2 separate regions of the Homo sapiens genome follow, and region 2 is linked to region 1. A link is an interaction called in ENCODE POLR2A ChIA-PET data of the cell type or tissue named here. Cell type or tissue: OCI-LY7. All regions are shown on one strand. Links, peaks and the distances in the headings refer to the core of each region. The heading gives the core; the rest is flanking DNA.

What was found. ChIA-PET counts read pairs that join two places held together with the same protein. Peaks named below come from ENCODE experiments on the same cell type or tissue, not always from the same donor. Only the 100,000 strongest peaks of a DNase experiment are listed, where the experiment ranks them.
Region 2: POLR2A ChIA-PET joins it to region 1 with 5 read pairs; 4 of 35 experiments call an interaction of 5 or more read pairs at or near these places.

The regions. Positions count from the first base shown.
Region 1 is chr9:109,952,251-109,957,635 of GRCh38, reverse strand. The region is part of intron 6 of PALM2AKAP2 (PALM2 and AKAP2 fusion); the gene reads right to left. Among named protein-coding and RNA genes, the nearest start is that of PALM2AKAP2, 170 kb to the right of the region's middle. RefSeq lists a silencer at 4,491-4,560. In OCI-LY7, for the core only: CTCF peaks have their summits at 3,414 and 3,613 (motif pointing right); DNase peaks (open chromatin) are centred at 3,345, 3,625 and 5,049; H3K4me3 peaks cover 1,709 bases; H3K27ac peaks cover 4,409 bases.
Region 2 is chr9:109,896,199-109,901,583 of GRCh38, reverse strand. The region is part of intron 3 of PALM2AKAP2 (PALM2 and AKAP2 fusion); the gene reads right to left. Among named protein-coding and RNA genes, the nearest start is that of PALM2AKAP2, 120 kb to the right of the region's middle. In OCI-LY7, for the core only: no CTCF peak of the experiment used is centred there; no DNase peak of the experiment used is centred there.

The DNA.
Region 1 (5,385 bases), core at 315-5,314:
AGTTCACCCTGCAGGTGGGAATGCATCTCAGCTGAAAAATGTTTAAGTTCATTCAGTAGAAAAGAGGAGAGAAGAAAGGAGTGAAGAGAGAAGAGAAAAGTGAAGCTGAGCTGTCTTTGGGAGAACCTTTTTCTACTCATGTCTGCTGCTTCTCTAGTGCTGAGCCAGTTTACAGCTTGCATTGACTAAATCCCTGACTCTTCAAGAGTCAACCAAGAAGTCTTCTGTGCGGGAGTCAGCTTGCTAACGCCCAGGAGGCAGAACAAAGGCTAAACGCTGGAGTGTTTTATAGTGGAGCCAGCCATTTGGTCCATCAGTCTCCCCATGTGCTTGTATATTGCATTCCCTTCCCCTTCTATCTGAAAACTCACATCTGGCCACGTAACTTTGCTCAATTAACTCAGCAAGAGCCCAATCAGATCTAGCCTCCATCGGTGAAAAATTGCTTATGCCAGAGACAGCTCTTTAGCTGGAACAGATGTTACTTTTGTTTGTTTAAACGATCGTGATCTTACTGGAGAGTTTAAGTTTGCTACTGATGTACTCGATTCAATCCTTATAAAAGGAACAGCATGACAGGCACCTGGTGCAATGGAAAGAATTTGAAGTCACCCTGCCTGGGTCTGAATCCCAGCTCTGTGTCTCTGCTCTTCTTGTGGCTTTGAGCAAGTCACTTTCTATTTCTAACCCTAGTCTCTTTGAAACGAGGAATTGGGATTTTTATTTTTTTTAAGAGGATGCAAGGAGGCAAGACAGTGTTTCCTAAATTTTGGGGGTAAGTGGGCATGGCATTATGTAACACTGACTCACATAGCAAGAAAGTTACTGCTATCTTGATTCTCTTTCACTCCCATCTGATTATATTAAAGAGATGGAGCTATGTTTTTGACACCTCTCTAACCTGGCTATTTCCTTCTTTTAACAGGAGCGAGCTGGTACACACAGGACAAAAATAACAAATATGATGCCCAAAAGTCTGAAGTTTGAGGAAAAACTGAGTTAAGGTATGTGACAGCACCTCACACTGAGTCTCTGAGCTATAGTTAGAATTTAGGCAGTCTTTCAGGAAAAGTAGAAAAGCTGACTCTATCTTTGTACTCTGACTGGAAATAAGTTCTTGAAGAAATGGAATTTGATTTGGCAGATTCTGATAGTCTGAATAATTCACACTAACTGCAGAATTTATCTCACTTTCAGGTTGTCTGAGGTTGACCTAAGAACCCTGGCCTGAAGAGAATAGGCCCACAGCTCGTGTTTTTAATATTCAGTGACTTGGAAATATTTTTTTTAATTTGGGAAATACAATTATCATCTTAAATGTAATTAGCCTTGGCCAGATGCGGTGGCACACACTTGTAATCCCAGCGCTTTGGGAGACTGAGGCAGTCAGATCACCTGAGGTCAGAAGTTTGAGACCAGCCTGGCCAACATAGCGAAACCCCATCTCTACTAAAAATACAAAAATTAGCCTGGCATGGTGGCATGCGCCTGTAATCCCAGCTACTAGAGAGGCCAAGGCAAGAGAATCGCTTGAACCTGGGAGGCGGAGGTTGCAGTGGGCTGAGATCATGCCACTGCACTCTAGCCTGGGTGACAGAGTGAGACTGTCTCAAAAAAAAAAAAAATTAGTCTTTCCTTAAAACAAACAAACACTAAATCATATCAGTTTTTTTGTTTTGTTTTGTTTTGTTTTTTTTAAGACAGAGGAGTCTTGCTGTGTTGCCAAGTTGGAGTGCAGTGGCACGATCTCGGCTCACTGCAACCTCCGCCTCCCAGATTCAAGCGATTCTCCTGCCTCAGCCTCCTGAATAGCTGGGACCACAGATACGCACCACTACACCCAGCTAATTTTGTTGTATTTTTAGTAGAGTTGGGATTTCACCATATTGGCCAGGATTTATGACAAGCCCTGGGAGTAAAGATCTCTGTTTCATTAGTCCTTTGAATTATCAAGCTTCTGTGAGGATTATTGCTCTTAGGAAGATAAAAAAAGTGGACAATACAGAATAGTAGTATTCTACAACCACATGACCTCAGGAACACAATCAAAGACTAAGGATTAGGAAGGCATGGAAGATCACATTTCAATTTAAATAAGTATGGGCTGTGCCTCTTGTTATTTTTGCTAAGAAGGAACATGAAGCCTCCAGAACTATTGAGGTGTTGACTACAAAGTATCTATTTATTTTCCTGGGAATGAAACTTTTTACCATGAAACACAGGATACCCTAAAGTTCCTTACAAACTTACACTGTTCATTTAACCTAAGGTTAATTCATCATTATATAAGTCACATGGGTTCCTCTGTAGCAAAAGCACTAGATTCTGGCATTAGCTTTCTGCTTGTAGCCTGTTCAAAACTAAAAATGCCCTTAGAAGATTTGAATCCCAACACAGTACAAAGCCTCATTCATCCAAAGAGTTCAGGGGACTTTAGTTCTGAGTCTGCTGTTATCTTGCTAAGGTAAGTCCCATTTCCACCTAGGACTTATTTGACCCAGCCATAAAATGAGTGAATGATGGTAGATTAGGGGTCACATGCTCAAATGCCAATAGGGGCCAGGCAGGTGATACAGACAAAGGAAGTGGGCCAAGAGTAAGAATAATAGAAGGTGGTAAAAATAATAGGAGATGGTGGTGGTGTTGGTGTTGGTGGTGATGAACAACGGAATATGGCTCCTCTAAAGTTAGCAACCACCATCAGCTCCAGACAATTGCCAGTGGGGAGAACAGGCTATTATTGCCAGAGACTGAATTCTCAAGAGAAGTCGGAAATATACTTTTAAAATAAGAACTCTCTTAATTTATTATTATTGGCAATGAATTCAAAATGATTTTTAATTGCTGTGCAGGTAAACTAACCTTACTGTAGGCCAGATTCAGCCCAGAATCTGCATAACCATTTTCTGACTTCTGCCCTACATGATCACTTAAGATCTTGCAACCTTAACTTCTTTTTTTTTTTTTTTTTTTTTTTATTATACTTTAAGTTTTAGGGTACATGTGCACATTGTGCAGGTTAGTTACATATGTATACATGTGCCATGCTGGTGCGCTGCACCCACTAACGCGTCATCTAGCATTAGGTATATCTCCCAATGCTATCCCTCCCCCCTCCCCCCACCCCACTACAGTCCCCAGAGTGTGATATTCCCCTTCCTGTGTCCACTTCTAAATAGCAAATCTTTGCTTTTTTGTGCTGTTGATAAAATGCAAGATTTAATACTGTTTGAGAAAAGCAGGACAGAAGCTAGGGCTTGGGGGCTGCTGGGGAGATGATGTGGTCTATTAATAGCTGCACAAGGATGATATAGCCTAGATCAAAAGGCATTTGCATAACACCATAGGGCAGCTGTTCCTCTTTGCTGTTATGACAGTGGTGAAATAGTAACAATACCATCATCAGCAACAATAACAAAACCCCCTTTGCTTTTTCAGAGACTGACGTGCCACTCCTAGACTTTATAGAGTTGTTTTGGGCAATTTTGTTAATCCTTTTTATGAATGGTGAAGGAAAAACTGTCAAATAGAACAACAGGACTCCTGATGAACAGATAAGAAAACAAAGTGATTTTACCCTCCGCTTCTCCTTTGGTAAGGAAGCGCTGCAGAGATGCCTCCCAGCCTCCAGGGGGTGGTATAATTAACAGAGCATTTGCTTGAGTAGGTAAAGGTGCAAAATAAGAACTGGTGCCATTGGGTCTTTCTTGCATAAATAACCTCATTATCTAAATCTTTTTGTCTCCAGTCTCAGGGGCATCTCCACACTACTTTCTTTTCTTTTTTTTTTTTTTTTTTTTTGAGATGGAGTCTTGCTATATCACCCAGGCTAGAGTGCAGTGGTGCGATCTCAGCTCACTGCAGCCTCCACCTCCCAGGTTCAAGCAATTCTCCGGCCTCAGCCTCCTGAGTAGCGGGGATTACAGGCACGTGCCACCAAGCCCAGCTAATTTTTTATTTTTAGTAGAGATGGGGTTTCACCATGTTGGCCAGGATGGTCTCTATCTTCCGACCTCATGATCCACCTGCCTCAGCCTCCCAAAGTGCTGGGATTACAAGCATGAGCCACCGCACCTGGCCTCCAGCGCCCGGCCTCCACACCACTTTCATAACATAGCTCTCTGTGTGGGAGGAAGTAAAGACAACTGAGGTTGGAACTTGGCCCTCCTCCACCCCACACGGATTTTTAGCCCTGCCACATTAGCCAAAGTACTTACTATCTCTATAACTCAGTTTCCTCATGTATAAAAGGACAGTAACCTCAATGGCTACATTACAAAGTTGATGTGAGATTAAAGGAAATCCTACCCTATCAGGTGAAATGTCTAGGTCTACTTGGTAGTACTGAACTACATTCCCTTCCAAAGTTCTAATTTTCTCATCTAATTCCTCCTGCTATATTTAGAGTTCATCTGGTAATCATTTGCCCTCCATGATGAGATATAATCCCCAGAATCGAATTATGAGGTTGAACTATATGGAACTGTCAATAGTCAATATTATGGATCTACAAAATGGCAATTTCATAAGGTTCAATGTACTACAAAACTAGTCACAAATCTAAAGGAGGCCAAAGCAGCTTCCCTTTCTATACTAGTTCTGAAACACACCTGAACAGCTTATAATCTCTATATTTGGACAGCATGAGGCCTCTGGTTGGGCAACAGACACTTTCTCATTATAACTAAACTAACATTTGTCATCTACTTCCAGCTTACACAGTGCTTTTAATAAATATAATTTCCTTTAACTTCACAACAACACTAGGGATGAATGTAAGCACACGACTTTCCATATGCTCCTACATTTGAACCCGTTGGTATGCTCTAGAACTGTGGGATGTGTAATGTGCTATCATGGTTCCAGCCTACCTAACTACACATTAAAAAGTATTTCAATTAACAAAGAGAATAATGTAAAGAAAGCCCTGCCATTCACTGTGTAAGATGAATCTGACAAAACATAGCTCCACAAACAACTGCACTAAATGCTTAGGTACATAGGGAGCACCCAGTTCTGGTATCCCCAGCACTTTTGATGAGGACAAGATGTTCTTGCATTTCCTCCACGTTCTATTGGTTGAAACTCTTGTCAATCTTAACCTGGCGGTTTGAGCAATCTATAAAACACCACTCATATTTCCATCTTTAAAGTTACCTTCCATGCATAAAGACATTTAAAAAATCTACCATGGAACCCAACCAGATGAGAACTCCCAACTGATTCATTTACTTAATCTCCTCAAAGAAAACCATTTTCTGTGACTGCTCTGCAGGTGGTAGGCATCATATCTACTCTTCATTCATTCTTTCATGCAATAATTTTTTGAAACTTTTTTTTTGGAGCACTTACTATGGACCAGGCCCTGTTTGAGGCCAGGGGTTG
Region 2 (5,385 bases), core at 141-5,140, 56 kb after region 1:
AGCTGTTTCCAATCTGCTATTCTGACTCTTCTCCAGAACTGCTTCTGTGGTTAGGCCTGAGATTATCCCATCTTCAAAGAGACAGAAGATCCTGCGAAGAACCTCCCTTTGGCTGGCCATGCCTGGACTGTTTCTCCTAATGGACAGAGTGACTCAGTGAAAGCAGGAATCAACTGTGTCCTCCCTGTTTCCACACTCATGTCCGTTCCCAGGGAGAGACAACATACCAGAGATAGTGACAACCTCCACGTGGAGCTAAGCCCCTCTCAGCTGTTTACAACAGGTGGCTGAGCTGAGAAGAGCCAAATAAGCTTGGTCTGCATAGAGTATCTGTAACAACCTGCTGACATTGCCCATTTAGCAGTCCAACTCCTAGGTGGTCACAGTTTCCTAATGACAGCATTATCCAGTAACTCAGGTCCAGTTCTGGAGCTGGGATACTACTTGAGGCTGAAAGGGCCAAATCTTCACTGAGGTCAAGGAAGGACCCCCATTTTCCAGTCTGGTTCCACCTAATGATATCCAGGTACATTTGCTCCATCTCAATAGCAACCATTCAGTTCATATCCCAACATGGCTTCGTAGTTCATTTCCTATGAGCTTGAAACTCCCTTCCAATTAATTGAGACATACTGAATTTGATTTACCTTTTACTTTTTAGAAGAAGAGACCATCACTGATTTAAAAGATTCAGGTATTAAAGGTTCTGGGTGCAGACCAGAATGTTCTGTCTGAAGTCAAAGTTAACTGTCTTTTGGTGGTAAGAAATATTTCTTGGAAGGAGATCTTCTAATGTCAAATGATGGGACTCAAGTACAATAGAAACGTCAGTCCAGAAGCTTCAGGAAATCTCTGAAAACTCCAAATTAAAAAACTCTAAAGGCTTGCCTCCCATTATTATTGGGTAGATTATAGGTCTTGTGAGGGTAATGACTGTCATTTTCATCTCTGTATCTCTAATTATGCTTGGCCTCCAGAAGAAGCACTTGATTGAATGATGAATACATTTTAGAAAGATTAACTCAGCCAAACACCACTGGGGTAAAAGCCCAAATCCTAAGGTCCTCCATGGTCACTACTTTCTTGAATTTCTACTATCTTGAGGACAAGTATGACATCTCTCAGTACTTGTTTACCCATCTATTGGGTGCCTAGACTGTCAGATCTGTAAGAGCAAGGGAGATGATTTTACTTATTTTCTGTAACTCCAATGCTTTGCCATTGCGATGCATGACACTCAATGGATACCTACTTAATCATTTTGACTCAAGTGGATGTTATATCAACCAATTTAGAGCAAGAATTGTTAGCAAGAATGTTTGTTCATGGCAGTACTTGTCTATACTTCTCAGTAAATGTCAAGAAAACAATCTCCTTCCTTTAGTTTCTTGTCATGATTGCATGCCAATCAGAGTAATTGAGACAAAAGCTGAACTTCCCACTGGAAACGCTTACAGAGAGAAATATTACAAGCATTTATGTCCAGAGTATCCATGGGCATGTCATCTGCACTTTTGTCATTGTTTTCTTTCTTTATGTAAATATGTTTGAAAACCCATTGAGCCTGGCAGTGTACTAAGATCTGAGAATACAAGGGTGAACACTGTAGTGTGTTTACCCCTAGGCAGCTGAGGCTAGAGGAGGATAGAGAAAAAAATCAGCTTCCAATGTACTATGACACAGTAAGCTCTAAGGTAAATATGCCCACAGGAAACATTAAACCAGGGTTTAGGGCTCAGGGAAAGTGGTATCTCAGCTGAGACTTGATGGTTCAGTAGGAGTTAACCACATAAAGAGCAGCTGAAGAACGTTCCTTGGAGAAGGGACAGTAGATCCAAAGAACGGGACACAGACAGAGCTTGGTACATCCAAGGAATGGCAGGTAGTTGCTGGAGTGGTCAGCAATGGAATGACACAATTATGAGAGACAAGGCCAGAGAAGTAAGAGGAGGTCACATCATAAAAGACTCTCTAAGCTAAATTAAGGAAGTTGAACTTTATCTTATAGTCCAAGGAAAACAGGTAAAGGGTTTGAAGCTGGAGAGTAGCATCATCAAATATGAACTTTGAAAGATACTTCTGCTGGGTGGCAGAGGTTAGGTCAGAAGGACACAACACTAGGGGAAGGGAGACTAGGTGAGAAGCTCTTGCATCAATCCCCATGAAAGATAATGGTGGCCTGGACTACTGTCATGGAAGTGGGAAAGAAAAAGTGTAGAAGGAATCAAGAATCCTTTTATTATATAAAATTACTGATTAGATAGAGGATTTGAAAGGGTGAAAAGAAGCAAGGACAATGTCCTGATTTCAGACTTGGGCAACTGGGTGCATGGTGATGTTTTTCAATGAGATTAAGAATCAATGAAAAGGAATCAATCAGAGAAAGTAATGACTAATGAATTTTTAGCATGCTGAGTTATAGGTGTCTGGGGGGATCCAAATGGATATGGTTAGGGGGCAGTTGGCTATATGGGTAGGTCTGGAGAAAAAATTAGATCAAAGAATGCCTATATTTCAGAAGCCATGGGAACAGACAATGTCACTCAGAGAATGGGAGAAGTGAAGAAAGGAGCCCCAAGTCAAGAACCTCAAAGCACCAATATTTCCCAGATGGACAGAGGAAGGATAGTGTCATCTCAAGTAAACAAGGAGAGAGTGTGTTTCAAGAAGAAATAGGGAGCATTCAGCAGCTTCCGTTGCTGCTCAACAGTTGATGAAAGTGAGGATTTAGAAGTCTCCTTTGCACTTAGCCCCTAAATAGTCACTGGTGATTTGGCAGGTGTAGGAGAGTGAATGGGACATAGAGACGCTGCTCCAAATATGGGGGAGGAGGAAGGGAGAGTTAGTGCAGAAGAAAAATGGAGTCAGTGGAGTTTGGGATGGGAAAGTGTTTTTTAACAAATGGCTGTTCCAAAGTCAGTTAGAAATTCCTAAGATCTTCATAAAGTATAGAGACTTGTTTTTTATCGAGACTCCTAATGTTTAATCTTCAGATTGATTTCTTAAAAGTGCAATAATTCAACAAACAATAGTGAGTATGTCCTAATAAAGAATACTCAGTGCCTATGAATTGAACATGAACCAGTCCAGGCAAGACTGTTTATTATTTATGTGTTTATTTCTAACATATATAAAATAAGAAGCATGAATTTAGCACTCTGAAAAAAAATGTGTTTTCAAATGTCTGAGAGAGGTCTTTTGAGAGCTGCTTCCTTATCTGTAAAACAGTCTGGAAAGAAAATTCAGGAGGATGGAAGTGTGTAAGCACATGTTTGTGCACAGGTGAAGTCTTATTTGTACTTGAAATATTGGGAGCTTGACCTTGATGTTGCTATAACCTGGGGCAGGTGCGCAGAGTACAACTGTTGCAAGGTGAATAGGGTACCACTGCTACTATGTGATCTTTCATTCATTCTTTCTTTTTTTTCTTAAACGACAACAACAACAATAACAACAAAGTTGTTCTCTGATTAATTCTCCTTTGAGAAGAGAGAAATCCACAAATAGATTTCATAGAGCAGTTAAGTAAATTATATTTTTGCCCTCTTTAACTGTAAGTCTTCTTGGTTTGTTAATGTAATTACCTATAATTTATTTAATGCAAATCCTCATACACTGGTGATAAAAAAATTTAATCCAAACAGTAAATGGGCTTCTCCACCTTGTTCAACTGAACAAGCTGGTATGAAACACAGTGGAATCTTGGTGAGAGGATAGAGGAGATGAACAATATGAGACACAAAAGTCATTTCTAAAAATGTGATTAGGAATCCTGCCCTGTCTCAAAACAATTAAACTGTAAATCTATACTTGCTTTTCATATTGAATGAAGTGAATATGATTCGGAGCATAATTCAGAATTACATGAAACCTCCTTCTAATAAATGCCTGGTGAAAAAATTTGGTCTGAGAATCATTCCATTTGCTTGAAGCAAATATAGCATTTGGGTCATGATAATAACAGCAGCTATCGTCATTGTCAAATACTATTTTTTTTTTCTTTTTGAGATGGAGTCTCCCTCTGTTGCCCAGGCTGGAGTGCAGTGATGCAATCTTGGCTCACTGCAACCTCTGCCTCCGGGGTTCACGCAATTCTCTGTCTCAGCCTCCCGAGTAGCTGGGATTACAGGCACCCGCCACCATGCCCGGCTAATTTTTGTATTTTTAGTAGAGATGGGGTTTCACCATCTTAGCCAGGCTGGTCTTGAACTCCAGAACTCGTGATCCACCTGCCTCAGCCTCCCAAAGTGCTGGTATTACAGGCATGAGCCACCAAGCCTGGCTGCCAAATACTATTTTAAGCAATTTATACATGTTAACTCATTTGCCCCTCACACTAATCCCCAAAGTATACCTTATGATTATTTCCATTTTGCAGATGAGGAAAATGAGGCACAAAATCTTAACTAATTGGTTCAAGGCCACATAAGTGACGAAGGGAAGAATGCTTACTCTTAACCCTCAACTCTATACTTATGCTAGGTTGGTCCCAGAGCTTTCTGCTAAAAGGTTGAGTGGTGAATATTTAAACTTTATGGAAAAATCCACATTTTCCTGTCACTATAATTTGTTACCTAGCATGGGATTCATATCTAAAAAGAGGCAAAAAAAAACTTGAAACTAATTACTGGATGAAGCAAAAGATAGCTGGAACTGAACATTTCAGTTAGGATATTTGAAAACCAGTGAGATTTTGCCATCTGAAGAGAAGCCTGAGAAGCATCTGCATAATGTTCTTTCGAACATTTAAATTAAATAATTAATTATTTTTTGGAGACAGGGCCTCGCTCTGTTGTCCAGGCTGGAGTGCACTGGCATGATCATAGCTCACTGCAGACTCAAACTCCTGGACTTAAGTGATCCTCCCGCCTCAGCCTCCCGAGTAGCTGGGACGACAGGCATGTACCACCATGCTTGGCTAATTTTTGTATTTTTTGTAGAGATGAGGTCTCACTATGTTGCCCAGGCTGGTCTTGAACTCCTGGGCTCAAGCAATCTTCACGCCTCAGGCTGCCAACAAACTGGGACTACAGGCATGAGCCACTATGCCTGGCCTGAATAATGTTCTTTATTAGAGCTGCATATGACTCCACTGCACACAGGACGCACTTGGAATCTAAGTGCCACCTTCCTTAAAATATGAAGATGCCCCTTCTGACTCACCACCAGTATGAAGTCATGCTTCCTCCCTGCCAGACTCTATTAATATTTGATATGGTTTCGTTGTGTCCCCATCCAAATCTCATCTTGAATTATAGTTCCCATAATCCCCATGTGTCATGGGAGGGACCTGGTGGGGAGGTAATTGAATCATGGGAGTGGTTACCCTCATACTGTTCTCGTGATAGTGAGTTCTCATGAGATCTAATGGTTTCTTTTTCTTTT